Linked DNA regions of Homo sapiens: region 2 is linked to region 1. A link is an interaction called in ENCODE POLR2A ChIA-PET data of the cell type or tissue named here. Cell type or tissue: OCI-LY7. All regions are shown on one strand. Links, peaks and the distances in the headings refer to the core of each region. The heading gives the core; the rest is flanking DNA.

Evidence for each region. ChIA-PET counts read pairs that join two places held together with the same protein. Peaks named below come from ENCODE experiments on the same cell type or tissue, not always from the same donor. Only the 100,000 strongest peaks of a DNase experiment are listed, where the experiment ranks them.
Region 2: POLR2A ChIA-PET joins it to region 1 with 7 read pairs; 7 of 35 experiments call an interaction of 5 or more read pairs at or near these places.

Annotation. Positions count from the first base shown.
Region 1 is chr6:24,917,685-24,922,085 of GRCh38, reverse strand. The region is part of intron 1 of RIPOR2 (RHO family interacting cell polarization regulator 2); the gene reads left to right. Among named protein-coding and RNA genes, the nearest start is that of RIPOR2, 16 kb to the left of the region's middle. RefSeq lists an enhancer at 3,678-4,177. In OCI-LY7, for the core only: no CTCF peak of the experiment used is centred there; DNase peaks (open chromatin) are centred at 2,405 and 3,025; H3K4me3 peaks cover 2,658 bases; H3K27ac peaks cover 3,516 bases.
Region 2 is chr6:24,971,096-24,975,496 of GRCh38, reverse strand. It overlaps a transcript of RIPOR2 not described here. Among named protein-coding and RNA genes, the nearest start is that of RIPOR2, 37 kb to the right of the region's middle. In OCI-LY7, for the core only: no CTCF peak of the experiment used is centred there; no DNase peak of the experiment used is centred there.

The DNA of each region.
Region 1 (4,401 bases), core at 275-4,274:
GCCGAGGAGGACGGATCACTTGAGGTCAGGAGTTTGAGACCAGCCTGGCCAACATGGTGAAACTCCATCTCTACTAAAAAATACAAAACTTAGCTGGGCGTGGTGGCACACATCTGTAATCCCAGCTACTCAGGAGGCTGAGGCAAGAGAATTGCTTGAACCCAGGAGGTGGAGGTTGCAGTGAGCCGAGATTGCGCCATTGCACTCCAGCCTGGGCGACAGAGTGAGACTCTGTCTCAAATTTTAAAAAAAAGAAAGAAAGAAAGAAAGAATATCAATTGAAAGTCTTCCACATGCTTGGTTCAGTTCTGTTCTGGCTCTCAGGTACAGCAGTGAATATAACAAAGTCCCAGCCTTGTGAAGTTATATTGCAGAGAAGCGAGGCAGACAATAGACAAGCCTATAAAAATACAGTACATCAGGGTCGGGGGGGGCGATAAGTGTTATGGGAAAAAATTAAGTGCAGGGTGGGCAGAATAGGACATGGTGGTCAGGGAAGACTTTACTGACAAATGCCCAGAGGTTTGAAGTCAAGGTCTGAACATATGGAGGTCTGGGGAGAGTGTTCCAGGAATAGTAAGGAAACCAATGTGAGCAAGGCAGAGAATGGTAGAAGATCTAAGGCTGGGCATGGTGGCTCACGCCTGTAATGCTAGCACTTTGGAAGACCAAGGTTGGAGGATCACTTGAGATCAGGTATTTGAGACCGGCCTGGCCAACATAGTGAAACAGCGTCTCTACTAAAAAAAAAAAAAAATAGCTGGGTGTGGTGGCACGTGCCTATAGTCCCAGCTACTCAGGAGGCTGAGACAGGAGAACTGCTTGTGCTCAGGAGGCAGAGGCTGCAGTGAGCCGAGATCATGCCACTGCACTCCAGCCTGGGTGACAGAGCAAGACTCTGTCTCCTCAAAAAAAAAGAGAGAGAGAGAGATCTAAGAGGTTTTGGGGAGTTCAGCTCCTGTAAAGCCTTATAGGTTACTGTAAGGATTTGAGTTTTTACTCTATGAGATGGGGAGCCATTGGCCAGTGTTGAGCAAAGTAATGCAATCTGATTTACCTTACAAAAGGATCATTCTGACTGTTGTCTTGGAAAGAAAGATGGGGGAATAGGGGAAAAGGTAGGTTAGGAGACTACTGACATATTCCAGAAGAGCTCATGGGATCCTTACCTGGCCTGATACTGGCTGAATACTGGGGGTATGGGAAAAAGTGGTCAAGGATGATTCCAGGGCTTTGGCCTAAGCATCTGGAAGGATAACATTGCTCTTTACTGAAATGAAGACTGCTGCTGGAGGAGTAGACTTAAGGTGAGGAAGGGTATTGCTGTGATGCGGAATCAGGAGTCCAGTTTTGGACAGTTAAGTTTATAGTATACATATAAATTGTGGATGACTTCATGAAGTCCCATTCTAAGTACTCAGAATAGCGAACATTCAGGAAATAGTTGTTGAAATGTTGCCTATAAAGCAGCATATACATAATAGAAAATTATTCATAGATTTATCTCTAGCTTATAGGGATTGGGCTATATAACCTATATGGTGTGTTCCATAAGACCATGAGTTCAGTAATACAATGCAAACTGTTCAGAACACTAAAGGGCAATTTAAGGAAAGATCAGAGGGAAAGGGCTGGCTTCTTGGAGGTGAATATTTGAAGTTGAGAGCTTAATGTCCTGGGAAGCAGTGTTCTGTAAACATGATAATTGTGGGAATGCATCAGGGAATGCTTTATCTTCACATGCTCTCCTGCATTTGGTGCTATGCATACCAAGTTCACATGCTTGCATTTCTTGCCCTTTTGCTCCAAGGCCATACATTCATAGAATTTCAGCTGGAAGAGACCTAAAGAGGTGTTTGGTCTATGTTCCTAACAGAAGGCTGGCAAGCAATCAGCCCCAGTGCTCAGCTCCCTCCCTTTTTCCCTCCAAAGGAGATTTATCTGTCTCCATCAGTCACACATCCATTTAACAGTCAATAGCTAGTAGGCACCACATTTGCTTTTATTTTAACTCAAATCCCACAGGTTATATCTTCAATCACTTCTCTTTATTCTAATTCTGGGGAATAATTGTTCTTCCTTCTGTAAGACAGTCCTCAAAAACCATTAAAATAACATAGTAACAACACCAATAACTCTCCAAACACCGAAATCACCAGTCCAATATTTGTATTCCACCAGGCACTTGAGTCGAATAGTATCTACTGCCGACAAGAGGGCGAGTGTATTCTCAGTGGTGAAGAGGCTCAAACGTGTGTGAATTAGGATATGAAATGCAGGGGCACACGGCCTACAGCTGTTGAACTTGAATTCCTCTGTGAATGCAAACCCCACAGCTGAGAGGCACTTCTCAGAGAGGCCTGTGTACGTTTGCTCTTCTAGATGTACAGGGCTTATCCTCATTGTGACTTAGCCATCGTCTTGTGTGCAGAGAACAAACGAGAGCAGGTGTTCACATTTATCTTCCTCAAGCAGCCCCTTGAGGCTTTTTGGGGGAGGGTCAGGAAAGGAAGAGGCTGAAATACAGCCTTCCATCCCCCAACTCTCACTCCTGCCAGCAGACAGCTGTTTCAGTCTCTTCTTGCTGCTGCTAATGAAAACATAGCCGGGATTCCATAAAAGATATTTAATATGGGATTGCTTGGAGAAGCCACTTTCTTTGGAGATTTGCTTAAACCAAAGCTCTTGGATTTGTTACCATTGCTGTGAAATTTTCATCTCCAGCAGCCTTAGCATGAATGACCTATTTTGAATGTGACAGCGATTACACTTCGGTGGCGTGAATAATTTATTAGGTGCAAGAGCACTGTCAACGTAGTGATATTACAGCAGTCTTGCTAGCCTGGCTAATTATGGAGGATGACAGCACTCTATCCTGTTGTCACAGCTCCTCTCCAAAGCTGCCAGGGATGTGGATTCTATGTGAGCAGAGAAGGAAAGAGGGGCAGTGGGGCCAGGTTCCTGCTACCAAAGAAGGCTTTGTGGGTTGAGCAAGCTGTGCTGCAGGAGTTGGATTTCCACTTTCACCTCTGCAAAGTGAAACTGTGCTGGGCCCATGGGGATGAATCTTGTATCCAGTATCCTGATTTTGCATAAAATGTGTGTTAGTTGGGGGAGGTGCAGGCTGTGAAAGAGTGACTTAGGAAGGAAAGAGGCATTAGACCCTGGAGCTAGCTAGGGTATCTAATGGTTTCCAGGTTTACAGAGGAGGCACAGGCCTTTTTAGCATGCAGCTGGATTCAGAGCCTAGGAGCAGGAGTATGAGAGAAAGGAATAGAGCACAGCCAGGAGGAGCCTCAGTTATGGCTTCGGTGTGTGTTCCCTTGTGTTTTAAGCTACCTTGAGACTCTAGAGCTTTCTCTAGCTTTGCCTGAGTAGTAGTGACAGCTCATTTAACCTTACTGAGACCTCAGTTCCAGATATAAATCAGGCTCCAAAATAATGTCCATGAAGATTTTGAAGTTTAACAGTCAGTGACAAAGTTTTAAGCAATAGGGCTTCTGGGCCTGTAATTCCTCCTAAAAGTAGCTCCTGAAGTTAATGGTCCCAACTTTATGAATTAGGGAGGAACTAAACTTTGGGAAGATCTTTGCATAGGTGGGGGCAGGGAGTTGGAAAAGAATTAAACAGGATTACATGCAATAACATCACTGGCCTACAATGGAAAGAGAAATGAAAATTAAATTAAATTAAAGGAGCTACCTGAAGAAGAAATATTTTTAAAATATGAATGACTGGATAAAAGCAGATACTTTAAATTTTTCAATAATAGGTAATGATTAATGATTATCAATCAAGCCAATGTCAGGAAGCTGACGGCTCCCTCATGTTAGAATAATTCAAGGAAGCTTATTTACAATGAGACGAGTTACAAGGGGGATGGGGATGCAGGGGATACTGGGGCCCAAGGTGACCTCATAGGGAGGAGCCAGGGAATGCATATTCCCACCTCACTTTCATCTCCTGTTGGGGATCCCCATTGGCTAGACCCACCTGGACATCACAGGGCGGCCACTGACGTGGTCCCTACAGGTGAGCCCTCCAGGAGACAGAAGATGGAGATGGACAGAAAGGGGCAACATGGGATAACCTGCAAACCAGGGACTGCATCAGACCCAGGGACACAGAATAAATAAATCACCTTGGAAGACCTTTACAGATACGTCTCTTTTTTTAATGTTTCCCCTGATCATGAGAGAAAAAGGAAAGATATTGTGAAGTGAAAGTCAACTTAGAACCTTTAAAAAAGCCTACTACAGCTGGGCGTGGTGGCTCACGCCTATAATCCCAGCACTTTGGGAGGCTGATGCGGGCAGAACACAAGGTCAGGGGTTCGAGACCAGCCTGGCCAACATGTTGAAACCTCGTCTCTACTAAAAATACAAAACATTAGCCAGGCCT
Region 2 (4,401 bases), core at 71-4,070, 54 kb before region 1:
ATTAGGTCTGATAACTGAATATTTGTACCCTTTAATCAATGTCTCCCCTTTTCACCATCCCATGCTTTTCTGAATTTTCTGTTCATCTGTACTTCTCTTGCATATTGTGTCGTTTGCCTAGTTTTTTACCGTGCTGTACATCTTTTTCTTATTTCTTTATATTTGTTTATTTGATTTGGAAGAGTTCCTTATTAAAGTATATTTCCCATTCTCTGTTATACATGCTGTAAATATCTCTACATTCTTTGTGTTTAAACTTCTACAATTAAAAGTTAGTAGTTTGGTGAAATTTACAAATGAAGATAAGTAGAGATTCATTATTTATTTTAGCTGTATTGAGATTTAATTCACATACCGTACAGTTCACCAATTTAAAGTGTATAATTCAATGGCTTTTAGTATATTCACAGAGCTGTACTACTATCACCATGATCAATTTTAGAATATTTTTATTACCATTAAAAGAAACCCCATACCCATTAGCAGTCACTTCCCACTTCTCCTTTCACCCCAGCTCCTGGCAACCACCAGTCTACTTTCTGTCTCTGAAGATTAGCTTATTCTTTACATTTTATTTCCATAAACTCATACAATATGTAGTTTTTTGTGACTGGCTTCTTTCACTTAGCATAATATTTTAATGGTTCATCTATGCTGTAGCGTGTATCAATACCTCTTACTTTTTGTTGCCAAGTAATCTTGCACTGTATGACTATACCACACTTTATCTATTCATCAGTTGATGAACAGTTGTTTCCATTTTTGGCTATGATGAATAATGCTGCCACAAACATTTGCATACATGTTTTTGTGTGGACAAATATCTTCATTTCTCTTGGGTATATAACTGGGAATGGAATTGCTGAGTGCTATGGTACCTTTTGAGGAACTGCGAAGCTCCTTTCCAAAGCTACTGCACCATTTTACATTCCCACCAGCAATGTATAGGGGCTCCAGTTTCTCCACATCTTCCTCAACGCTTGTGATTATCAGTGTGTTGTAGCCATCCTGCTGGGTGTGAAATACTCTCTTGTGGTTTTGATTTCCATTTTCCCTGATGACTAATGATGTTGAACATATTTTATAATTTCAATTGGGTTTTTTTGTTTGTTTGTTTTTTGGTTTTGAGACAGGATGCTGCTCTGTCACCCAGGGCTGGAGTGCAGAGGCACGATCACGGCTCACTGCAGCCTGGAACTCCTGGGCTCAAGTGATCCTCAATAACTAGGACCACAGGTGCTCACCACCGCATCCAGCTAATCTTATTTTTTTCCTTGCAGAGAGGAGGTCTCACTATGTTACCCAGGCTGGTCTCTAACTCCTGGGCTCAAACAGTCCTCCCACCTCTGCCTCCCAAAGTGCTGGGATTACAGGCATGAGCCACCACCCAACACAACTTATTAGACTCAACGAGCACATGTGCAGGATTGTTACATGAGTATATTGTGTAATGCTGAGTTTTGGGGTACAATTGACCCAGGTCACCCAGGTAGTGAACATAGTACCCAGTAGTTACTTTTTCAACCCTTATCCCTCTCCTTCTCTCCGTCCTCTAGTCATCCCAAGTGTCTATCATTCCCATCTTTATGTCCATGTGTCCCCAAGATTTAGCTCCCACTTATAAGTAAGAATATGTGGTATTTGGTTTTCTGTTCCTACATTAATTCACTTAGGATAATGACCTCCAGCTGCATCCATGTTGCTGCTAAGGACATGATTTAATTCTTTTTTTGTGGCTGCATTGTATTCCATGGTGTATATATACCATATTTTCTTTATTCAGTCCACCATTGATGGGCACCTAGATTGATTCCATGTCTTTGCTATTGTGAATGGTGCTGTGATGAACATGTGAGTGCATATGTCTTTTTGGTAGAAGGATGACTTTTTTTTTTTTTTTTGAGATGCAGTCTCACTCTGTCACTAGGCTAGAGTGCAGTGGTGTGATCTCAGCTCCCTGCAATCTCTGCCTTCCAGGTTCAAGCTATTCTCCTGCCTCAGCCTCCCAAGTAGCAGACGCACGCCACCACACCCATCTAATTTTTTTTTGTATTTTTAGTAGAAACGGGGGTTTCACCATGTTGGCCAGGATGGTCTTGATCTCCTGACCTTGTGATCCACCCGCCTCAGCCTCCCAAAGTGCTGGGATTACAGGCATAAGCCACCAAGCCCAGCCTAGAAGGATGATGTTCTTTTGGATATATACCCAGTAATGAGATTGCTGGGTCGAATGTTGTTCTACATTCTTTGAGAATCTTCAGACTGCTTTCTATAGTGGCAAAACTAATTTACATTCCCACCAACAGTGTATAAGCATTCCCTATTCTCTGCAGCTAATTGACTATTTAAATATGTTTTTTGGAGAAATGTTTATTCAGATCAAATGAATATATGTTAATAGATGCTTTCTTTTTCCCTCTCTTCTTTCCTTCCTTCCTCTCCTTTCATTACTTTATTTTCAAATTTGTGCCATAGATAATTAAAAGAGCTGGGATGCACGTATGTCCCTCAGCAGTGGAGCAAGCCCATCTCCAGCATGGCTACAGATCCAAGATTCACATTAACAGACGTTTTCTATAAAGAAATTCTATCCCTGTCTCCACCCATAAAATAAAGTCATTACTCAGCATTTCATAATTTATTAGTAAAACAGATTTTTCAAGGGTGAAAAAGCTTCTAAAATTTGTCCAGACTTAACCACCTGTGAGTTCCTTCCATAACATATGCTGCCAAATTATACACACATCCAGTGACAGGGAATTTATTACCTCCCAAGGCAGTCATTGTAATGCTGGACAAATAACTTTATTCCTGGAGAGTTATTTGTTATATAGAGCTTAAATCTACCTCTCTGAAGCTTCCACCTCCTAGTTTCACTCCATGAGGCATTATAATATCCCTTTGAGACATCATAAAACCCCTGAAGCCTACCCACATATCTGAAAACCTCTGTTGTATTACCCTCCTCTGAGACCTCTCTTCTTCAGGGTAAATGTCATAATGCCTGCAACTGTTCTTCTAACGTAATGGTTTCTGTCCGGGCCTTCACCAGCCTCCTCTGAATGGTCCAATCTCTCAGTTCCCTGTAGTGTGAGTCCTGAGATGAGGGATGTGAACTGACCAGGAGCAGGAAAAATGGAAATGTTCTAAGTTATGCAGGTTAAGATTGCATTTAGCCCTGTTTTGTTGTTGTTGCTGACTACATATGGTTGACTTTTACATTGAGTTTCACTGTTACCTAAACTGCCTACATTTTTTTCTCCATAGACTGCTAACAAATTCCATATCTATATTTCTGCATATCTTTGTAAGATTCAAATATAAATTTTTTTCTTTACCCTGTTACATGCCATCTTGCTGAATTTGGTTCGATCAAGTAAAGGCAATTAAAGGATAGAAACGTTTTGGTTCTATCAAGTAAAGATAATTGTGTAGCTGTCCTACCACTACACAGTGGCAACATAAACTCCATGGAAATCTCACTTTTTTGCCCCTTATTGATGATAATAATAATAATATGTCGAAAGCTCTATATTCATTATTCCATTTTGATTTGCACAAATACTCTATGAAGTAGGTACAATTACTCTCCTCATTTTATAGTTGAAGAATTTGACACTTGGCAAGACTCATTAAACTTGCTCAAAGTCATAACTATATTTGCTGATTTTCAAAGCCAAGTTATCAAGTAATGGACCTCATTTCCTCCTGGGATTTGGAGTTCAGTGCTCAAGGCTCAACAAGTCACTGCCTGCCGGCGTTGGGATCTGCCTTCATGGTTCCATCTAGCTCCAAAGTTTTCAAGACACAGAGCCCTAAATGTTCATAGCTGCTTCAGGAAATGAGGGGAACCCTCCTCAATGTCATCAAATCATTTAGTCAGAACAGATCTTTCATCTGTTTTGTATCCTGGGCTTTCTATTAACCACGCATAGGAAGAAAGAAAAATATTGGTGCCAAAAATAAATTTGCAAAGCACCCATCCTGAACTATCAGTCAACATTTTGAAAGGACCAGTGATAGAAAAGAGCCATAACAGGCTGCGAGAGCACTCCTGCCAGGTTGGCATTCAGCTAGTTAATCACAACCTGCTCAAATCATTCCTGTATCCCTATATCCAGCACATGTGTCTCCATGTCTATGGGATATCCTAAAAGTGCTTGTCAATGACTTGCTAAATCCAGAGACAACATGTCACCCTGATCTCCCTGATCGAAGTCTTCTTGGCAGTAAGGCAATGATGGCAGGCTGCCTTGTTGCCCATAAACCCATGCTGTGCTATGGCCAGTGTCCATTCTGAATGGAAGGAGTCAGCCACAACTGCTATTAATTATGGTGACTGCCACTCTTGCTGGTAGTTTTTTGCTTCCTCTTCTAAGTCCCTATGAAGCATCCCTTTAG